Linked DNA regions of Homo sapiens: region 2 is linked to region 1. A link is a loop called in an ENCODE intact Hi-C map of the cell type or tissue named here. Cell type or tissue: OCI-LY7. All regions are shown on one strand. Links, peaks and the distances in the headings refer to the core of each region. The heading gives the core; the rest is flanking DNA. Region 1 has its middle 20 kb from the start of IFNGR2. Region 2 overlaps IFNGR2 (interferon gamma receptor 2).

Region 1 (6,906 bases), core at 2,021-4,520:
AAAAAACAATTAGCCAGGTGTAGTGGCACATGCCTGTAATCCCAGCTACTCAGGAGGCTGAGACAGGAGAATCACTTGAACCTGGGAGTCACGGGTTGCAGTGAGGAGCCGAGATCACACCACCACACTCCACCCTGGGTGACAGAGCAAGATTCTGAAACAAAACAAAACAAAAAACCCAAACAGAATACTGTATAAACCTCAATCATCTGGACTTTTTGAGCCTCAGATTTGGTGGGACTTCCATGCGTATACACATAATTAAAATGGTTTTAGTGGAGAGACTGTCATCTGTCCACTGTCAGTTTACTTCATAGACTCAATTATCAAACCTTCAGAGAGTAGAAAGTTTTACTCTCCACCACACTAGTCTTTAAACATGCGTGGTGTCTCTAACATGCAGCCGAGCTGAGAACACTGGCTGGGCTATCTTCAGGCCTCCCACGCCCTCCGCTGTGACTCGCTCTGACTCACACAACAGGATGGCAGAGGCTTGGCAAGACAGGAAGCCAACGCCTGGGGCAGCAGCCAGGTCTGTGCTCCCGGAAATCCACATTTGGTCAAAGGGGACACTTCGGGGTTGGTCCTCCCTCTGGCTGGGTTGGCCCGATTTCTTCCTGCCTTGCCCCCATGCTTCAGAGACTCCTCCACACAGAGCTGGTCTTAAAGCATAAACAAAACCCATGGATGATGGGGCCACAGAGATTAAATGGCAAGACCCCGGAGGATGCTGGAGGAATGTGTGACCTCTAATTATGCAGAGCATCTGTGAGCTGGATGTCCCGTACCCGTTAAAAGTCACTCCTCGTCTCCCCTCCTGCCAGCCCCTGGCATCCATTAATGTACTTTCTGTCTCTATGAATGCACCCATTTTGGAAATTTTACATAAAGAGGATCATACAATACATGACCTTTATGACTGGCTTTTTTCACTCAGCATCACATTTTTGAGGTTGGTCCATGTCGAAGCGTGTATCAGTGCTTCTTTTCTTTATTGCCAAATAATTTCCACCATTTGGATACATCGTATGCTATGTATCTAGTTATAAGTTGATGGACATTTGGCTTGTTGACACTTTTGGGGGCGATTATGAGCAGTGTTTTAGGGGCCCACTTTCTTTTTCTTTTGTCTTTTTTTTTAACATGGTCTCACTCTGTCGCCCAGGCTGGAGTGCAGTGGCACAATCACAGCTCACTGCAGCCTCACCCTCCTGGGCTCAAGCAATCCTCCCACTTTAGCCTCCTGAGTAGCTGGGACTACAGGCATGAGCCACCACATCCAGCTAATTTTTTTTTCTTTTTTTTTTTTGTAAAGATGGGGGTTTCCACATTGCCCAGGCTGGTCTCAAACTCCTGGGCTCAAGTGATCCACTGCCCTCGACCTCCCAAACTGCTGGGTGCTGGGATTACAGGCGTGAGCCACCACTCCCAGTCTAGGGGCCCACTTTCGAATCACAAGCAGCCACTTTCTGGAAGGCACCTCATCACGCATTGGCAGGGCTATGTCCCTCACAGGTTGCCCCAGATGACGGTCTTCCCAAGTGACTTCTGCTCCAGGTCCACTGTTCAGGCTCCCCTTGGTCCTACCCCTCCAGACATCCAGCCTTGGGGGGATCCTGGGCCCCTACTGTTCTTTCCTATATCAGCCTCAGCCAAGCTCTCCTCACCCCTCAATCCATCAGATGTCCTCCAGTGACATTGAACTTCAAAGAAAGAGCAGAGGCCAGGTGTGGTGGCTCATGTCTGTAATCCCAGCACTTTGGGAGGCTGAGGTGAGTGGATCACCTGAGGTCAGGAGTTCAAGACCAGCCTGCCCAACATGGTGAAACTCTGTCTCTACTAAAAATACAAAAAAATTAGCCGAGCATGGTGGCGGGCACCTGTAATCCCAGCTACTCGGGAGGCTGAGGCAGGAGAATTGCTTGAACCTGGGAGGTGGAGGTTGCAGTGAGCCGAGATTGTGCTACTACACTCCTGCCTGGGCGGCAGAGACCCTGTCTCAAAAAAAAAAAAGAAAGAAAGAAAAGAAGAAAGGGAGGGAGGAAGGAAGGAAGGAAGGAAGGAAAAAGAAAAGTAAAGAACAGAAAAAGAAGAAAGGAAAAGAAAAGAAAGGAAAAGAAAAGAAGGGAAGAAGGAAAGAGCAGAGAGGCCCAGTCGCTCTTCTCAGAGTCTCCGTGGCATCTCGGTAGATTTGCTGATCCCTTTACATAACCCAAGTTGAGGCATGCCCTAATTTCACCCACAAATGCTACTAAGCCCAGGCCCTTATCCAGCCAAAACCATCCTGCCAAGCTCCCACCACCACCATCAGCATCATTTTCAGGTTGTTGGTCATCACTGGTTGTTGGTCATCACTGGTTGTTGGTCATCTATGTCACCTAACAGGCCACTCATGACGTTAGCCCTTGACTTCAAAAAGGACCTCAAAGAAAATTCCAGTTTTCACTCCAAAAGGAGAAATCAGGCCGAGCTGTGATGGCTCATGCCTGTATTCCCAGCACTATGGGAGGCTGAGGCAGGCGGATCGCTTGAGCCCAGGAGTTTGAGACCACCCTGGGCAAACCTATCTTTCCAAAAAAATACAAAAAGATTAGCTGGGCATGGTGGTGCGTGCCTGTAGTCTCAGCTAGTCAGGAGGCTGAGGTGGGAGGATCACTTAAGCCTGGAAGGTTGAGGCTGCAGTGAGCGGTGATGGTGCCACTGCACTCCAGCCTGGATAACAGAGCAAGATGCTGTCTCAAAAACTAGCAAACGAAACAAAAGGAGAAACTGCTGGCAGCCCCTAATCTAGTACTGTCCCGGCTCCACCCACCTTCAGATCCAGCCTCCTCCCCTGGCACACGGGAGCCCCCTCCTCTGACTGTGCTGAAAGTGAGGGAAGATCCCCTCTGGGGAGAGAGCTGTAGCCTTGACCTCTGCACACCTTACTTATCCAGAGCACGAGGCAGGGCCGCTGACTCATCCTGGTTTACCCTGGGCTTTCCCAGTTTCAGCACTGAAAGTCCCGCATCTGGAAAAGCCCCTGAGTCGCTGACAAACCAGACAGTCCGGACCATGCAAAGCACAGTGCATGGTGCTTTAGCCACAAAGTTGATTGAAAAGTCAGAGGCAGTGAGCCACAGGAAGCGCCACGTGACCCAGACTGCGAGGAGGACACAGGAAACCAACCCTCACTGTGTCCTGCTAGGGGGTTAACCCGTCTACAAGCATCAGGGTTGCCATTTCAGAGATCAGCAAACTGAACAGCAGTCGTGACTTGTCCTCGCCTGCAAGACAAGCGAGTAACAAATCCATGAAGGGAAGGACACGGAATTGAGCAAGGGGGCAGGGCCGGATGTCATTTTGGCGTTTTTTTTTCTTTCAGTGATTGAGGTAAAATTCACATAACATAAATTAACCATTTTAAAGTGTACGATTCAGAGGCATTTGGTACATTCACACTGTTGTGCAAGCACCACCTGTATCTCGTTCCAAAATATTTTCACTTCCCCAAAAGGAAACTGTGTCCCCATCAAGCAGCCACACCCTACTCCCTCACCCCCGCCCCCAGCCTCTGACAACCACCAATGTACCTTTTGTCTCTATGGATTTGCCTTTACTGAACAATTCATAGTAATGGAACCATACAATATGTAGTCCTTTGCGACTGGCTTTTTTTACTCAGCATCAATTTTTTTTTCTTTTTCTTCGAGACAGAGTCTTGCTCTGTCACCCCGGCTGGAGTGCAGTGGCATGATCTCGGCTCACTGCAACCTCCACCTCCTGGGCTCAAGCGATTCACATGCTTCAGCCTTCTGAGTAGCTGGGACTGCAGGTGTGCACCACCATGCATGGCTAAATTTTTTTTTTTTTTTTTTTTTTTTTTTTTTTTTTTTTTTTAGAGAGGGAGGTCTTACTACATTGCCCAGACTGGTCTCAAACTCCTGGCCTCAAGCAATCCTCCTTCCTCGGCTTCTCAAAGTGCTGGGATTACAGGCTTGAGCCATCACGCCCAGCCTATCATCCTAGTTTTGTTTTTTGGGTTTTTTGTTTGTTGGTTGGTTTGTTTGTTTGTTTTTGAGACCTAGTTTCACTCTTGTCACCCAGGCTGGAGTGCAATGGTGCAATCTTGGCTCACTGCAACCTCCGCCTCCTGGGTTCAAGTGATTCTCCTGCCTCAGCCTCTCAAGTAGTTGTGACTACAAGCATGCGCCACCACACCTGGCTAATTTTTGTATTTTTAGTAGAGACAGGGTTTCACCATATTGTCCAGCCTGATCTCAAACCCCTGATCTCAAGTGATCCTCCCACTTTGGCCTCCCAAAGTGCTGGGATTTCAAGTGTGAGCCACCGTGCCCGGCTGCCTCATCAATTCTCTATAAACAGTTATTAATGAGAAGTCAGTTGAGCTGTTTCTATGTATTTGTTTCCAGAAAGAAACAGGGTGCACCTAGACCACCCTGGACCTCAGTAAAAGGCTCTCTTCCCTTTAAATAACTGATCGAGAACTTCTAATTATTCTTCTATGAACCTTAGAATGTACCAAGAAAATCCATTCCACAGAGTCTTATTTCTGGGCATCCTGTGCATATGAGCTGAGAGGAATCTGTGATTTTTATGCAGCGCTGAATGTCATCAAAAGGCTTCGAGGAAGAGTTTCCTGAGTTTCCTTGATGTTCGCGGCGCTTACTGTTACTTTCACACTTAGCTAAGTAACCTTTGATACTGTGTGGTTATAACATAATAACCACAGGTCCTTTGTCTTCTCTGTCAAGAGTGAAGAATTCGAAGGACTTTAACCACTGGTAAAAGTGTCTTCTCACATAAACCGCATAGCAGCAAGCATTACGTGAACCAGCTGGTTATTCTCACTAAATGGGTTAGATACAAGTTACAAGCCGATCGCGAAGCTGCCTAGACTGGATTGAGTGTAGGTTAGCCAAACGGCATGATTGAGAAGATAAATCTCATCTGTCCACCCTTTTCCCGTTAGTTCCAAGCCAGCCTCGTGGCTGAGCCCAGCTTCCCAAGCCTCTCTGAAGATGGCGTCAGGCAGTCCAAGCCCGGTTTAGCTAAGAGTGCTTCCAGCCATCCCAGGCTGCAATCACGCCTTCCTTTGCCATCTGGGCTCTCCCCAGGTTAGTGGAACTGCTTTCTGGAAGGTGAGTCCTGCCCTGTGGAGTGCCTGGAGTAGGGACTGGTCACCAGCATTAAGTGCCCAGGGAGGGAGCACGTATACACGAATCAATTTTTAGAAGAGACAATAACCCACTCAAAAAAGGGCAACAGCCAGACTGGTAGCTCATGCCTGTAATTCCAGCATTTGGGAGGCTGAGGCGGGAGGATGGCTTGAGCCCAGGAGTTTAAGACCGGCCAGGGTAACTTAGTGAGACCCTCGTCTCTCTCTATATATATTTTTAATTAGCTGGGCATGGTGACCCCTACCTGTAGTCTCAGCTACTTGGGAGCCTGAGGTGGGAGGATGGCTTGACCCTAGGAAGTTGAGGTTGCAGTGAGCTATGATCATGCTGCTGCACCCCAAACTGGGCAACAGAACAAGACAAAAAAAAATGGAGTGGGGGAGAAAAGATGTGATAATAGAAAAAGAGATTCAAGTGTTGTTAAACAATGGGTGGCCAGCCGGGCACAGTGGCTCACGCCTATAATCCCAGCACTTTGGGAGGCCGAGGCAGGCAGATCACCTGAGGTCAGCAGTTCGAGACCAGCCTCAACATGGAGAAACCCCATCTCTACTAAAAAAAAAAAAATACAAAATTAGCCGGGCGTGGTGGTGCATGCCCGTAATCCCAGCTACTCAGAAGGCTGAGGCAGGAGAATTGCTTGAACCTGGGAGGCGGAGGTTGCGGTGAGCCGAGATTGCACCATTGCGCTCCAGCGTGAAACTCTGTCTCAAACAACAATGGATGGCCAACCTCATCCACGGTCAAAAAATCCAAATCAAACAACAATGAGATATCCTGGGGGTGGGGGGCAGTTTCATGGACAAATATTACCCCGTTTAATATCCTTGGTACCAGTGAGGTTGTGGGGAAAGAATGTGCTCACTAGCGGCCCCTGAAGGAGAACTGAGCACCTTTCCTGGCCTTGGGGCCTCCAAACCGGCTTCCTGGATCTTCCAAGGATTCTGCTACCAGTGACCTTCCATTAATTTGTTTTCTGCTTAAACTAGCTAGGGTGGGTTCTGTTGTTTCCAATTTGGCCTCTAACAGAAGGCCTCTGAGCTTCAGTTTTCCTCCCAGGTGAGAAGGGGATACTGCTCTCTTCTTTACAAGTGGGTTGAGAGCGTTTCCCGAAATAACATCTCAAGTACAGCTGTTCACTAGATGGGTGTGTTATCAGCCCCTGTCCACAACCCCTTATCTGGGAACCTCAGGGGCCAGAAATGTTTCATGATTTGGGTTTTTTGGTTTGTTTTTAAGATGGGAGGGGGGATCTCACTATATTGCCCAGGCTGGTCTCAAACTCCTGGCCTCAATAAATCCTCCCTCCCACCTTGGCCTCCCAAAGTGCTGGGATTACAGGCGTGAGCACCTAGCCTAATTTGGCGTTTTAGAAAAGCGATATGGTGCAGGTAATATTAGGTAGCACTCTCAGCATGTTGTGGGCAGCACCCTGTAATCAAACCATTTCTAATTTTCTAGGGAAAGTGTATCCATTTCACATTTAATGGAAGAATTAAGGACTATATCTAGTTTGATATTAATTCAAGTCAGGAGTTAAGAAAATGTTTGTGATTTTCAGAGCTCTTCGGATTTTGGAGCTGTGAGTTGGAATTTATTTTCCCATAACCTAAATATTTTATTCTGTGATACTTGATTTTTTTGTTTTGTTTTGTTTTGCTTTGTTTTTGAGATGGAGTCTCACTCTGCTATCCAGGCTGGAGTGCAGTGGTGTGATCTTGGCTCA
Region 2 (2,500 bases), core at 1-2,500, 51 kb after region 1:
TCCACTTAAATGAGGTCCCCAGAGTCATCAAATCCATAAAGACAGGAAGTAGAATGGTGGTTGCGGTGGTGGAGGGAGGGAAGTGGGAAGTTCGTGTTGAATGGGGCCAGAGTTTCAGTTCTGGGGCTGTACAGAGTTCTGGAGATGGATGGTGGTCATGATTGCACAATGTGAATGTGCTTGGCACTACCGAACTGTACACCTAAAAAGAGTTATGATGGTACATTTTATGTTATGTGTATTTTACCACAATTTAATTTTTTTTTTTTAATGGCATGGGGTTGGCTAAAAAGGTGGCCTGGCCTGGAGATTGGCTGCAGTAGACCCCTCTCCGAGGCAGCAGGTCTCCTCTGCTGTCTGGAGAATGCTCCAGGGAAGTGGCCTGGCTGGAGGACGTGAAGGCGGTGGAGACAGTGATCAGGAGCTTGAGCTTTGGGGCCCACAGGGTGCTTAGGAGGGCCCTAAGGCAGAGTCAACACCCAGAGCTGTGAGTGCCAGGCCCCGTGTACCCATTGCCCAGTGGGTATTGCTAATATTTGAAAGGACTTGAGAAAGAACAGTAGCGTGGGTCTTGTGGAAAGTCTTATTTTCCTGCATAACCCCAGCCCCCTGAGGCTCTGTGAGGCCATTGGGCCTTCTGAGGACACGGTCAGGACATTTTGGGGATCAGAGGCGAGCTGAGAGAAGAACATTTAAAAAGCATTTGCAGCCGGGCGCAGTGACCCACACCTGTAATCCCAGGACTTGGGGAGGCCAGGGTGGGCAGATCACCTGAGGTCAGGAGTTCGAGACCAGCCTGGCCAACATGGTGAAACCCTGTCTCTACCAAAAATACAAAAATTAGCCGGGCGTGGTGGTGGGCGCCTGTAATCCCAGCTACATGAGAGGCTGAGGCAGGAGAATTGCTTGAACCCAGGAGGTGGAAGTTACAGTAAGCCAATATCGCACCATAGCACTTTAGCTTGGGTGGCAGAGCAAGACTCCATCTCAAAAAAATAAAATAAATAAAAAGCATTTGCTTCTGGAGGCTTCACATTATTCTTGGGTAAACCTAGAGTAAAGGTGTTGGAAGCAGAATGTTACTCAGTTACATGTGGGATGAACAGAGGTTAGATAAGGTCCAAGTCTGCAGAAACATAGCAGCACTTTCAGAAAGAACCCTAGTCACTTGTTCCTTCATCTGCCATGATGTATTGTAGGTACACAGGCAGTATACAGATTCCCTACTAGAACCTCCCTGGTTAATATTGTCACAAAATCACAGCTCCTAACAGGTCTCAGAATCTTACTTGCAGTAATAATCTCTCTCTCTCCTGGTAGAACTACCAGCTGAGCCCCAGTACATGAATATACTATGAGTCATTCCTCTGAGACATGAACAGAAAACACAGGCCTGTCAGTTCACTTTTCTAGGAAAGCATAAAGAACATCCGCCAAAGGTCTCTGAGTTACATGGGAACAGTGAATCATGTTTCACTTATAATTCTGGGGTTTCACAAGGGTACATGTTTTGGTTTTGTTCCTCTTTCAGTCAGTCAGCTACAAGCTTATTGTCTTCCAGTATCTTTCAGCATTTCCAAGAGCTAGACACTAGATTCTTGGTAACTTGGTGAATCTATGGCTAAGCCTAAAGCCTGCGGGAGCAAAAGGGAAATTAATCGCTGGGAAACACCCCTTTATATGTTAAGGCCTAAGGCCCTCGCTCCCAGATTCTCTGCTTGCTGTGCGCTGGTGCAAGGGGAGGGGTGGAGGAGTGCCTGAGACCAATGCTTGTGAACTTGCCCTCTTTTTCCCCATCACAGCTGAACAAGAGCCCCCAGTCCCTCCTTCACTGAAAGGTTACAATTTTAGAGACGTCTTAAGATTAATAACCCACAGGCCTACACTGAGGGTTGCAAGGAAGAACTTGCTTTTCTTCCAATCAGAAAATCAGAAGAAAAAAACAAAACTTGCTTTTCCTGAGTTTTGCCCTTTTAAACTCTCAGCATATTAACATGGTCAGCCCTGGGATGAGTATTAAAGTGATTACTGAGATGAGGGGTAAGGAGTATTCAACTATTAGAAGTTGTTGGCTGGGTGAGGTGGCTCATGCCTGTAATCCCAGCACTTTGAGAGGCCGAGGTGGGTGGATCATGAAGTCAGGAGATCGAGACCATCCTGGCCAACAGGGTGAAACCCTGTCTCTACTAAAAATACAAAAATTACCCAGGCATGGTGGCATGCGCCTGTAGTCCCAGCTACTTGGGAGGCTGAGGCAGGAGAATCACTTGAACCCAGGAGGCGGAGGCTGCAGTGAGCTGAGATCCACGCCACTGCACTCCAGCCTGGCAACAGAGCAAGACTCCGTCTCAAAAAAAAAAAAAAAAAAAAAAAAATTAGCCAGCCGTGGTGGTGCACGCCTGCAATCCTAGCTACTTGGTTGGGAAGCTGAGGCAGGAGAATTGCTTGAACCCAGGAGGCGGAAGTTGCAGTGAGCCGAGATCGCGCCACTGCACTCCAG

What was found. A loop is a pair of places that touch in the nucleus more often than their neighbours do. Peaks named below come from ENCODE experiments on the same cell type or tissue, not always from the same donor. Only the 100,000 strongest peaks of a DNase experiment are listed, where the experiment ranks them.
Region 2: a loop joins it to region 1, with 4 times the contacts of the local background. A loop is called at or near these places in 23 of 110 quality-filtered maps.

What each region holds. Positions count from the first base shown.
Region 1 is chr21:33,380,244-33,387,149 of GRCh38, forward strand. No RefSeq gene overlaps it. Among named protein-coding and RNA genes, the nearest start is that of IFNGR2, 20 kb to the right of the region's middle. RefSeq lists enhancers at 1-998, 161-320, 2,763-3,122, 2,940-3,234 and a silencer at 5,800-6,005. In OCI-LY7, for the core only: no CTCF peak of the experiment used is centred there; DNase peaks (open chromatin) are centred at 3,158, 3,478 and 3,788; H3K4me3 peaks cover 1,789 bases; H3K27ac peaks cover 2,500 bases.
Region 2 is chr21:33,433,533-33,436,032 of GRCh38, forward strand. All of the region lies in intron 6 of IFNGR2 (interferon gamma receptor 2), which reads left to right. It also overlaps a transcript of TMEM50B not described here. Among named protein-coding and RNA genes, the nearest start is that of IFNGR2, 31 kb to the left of the region's middle. In OCI-LY7, for the core only: no CTCF peak of the experiment used is centred there; a DNase peak (open chromatin) is centred at 1,449; H3K27ac peaks cover 1,184 bases.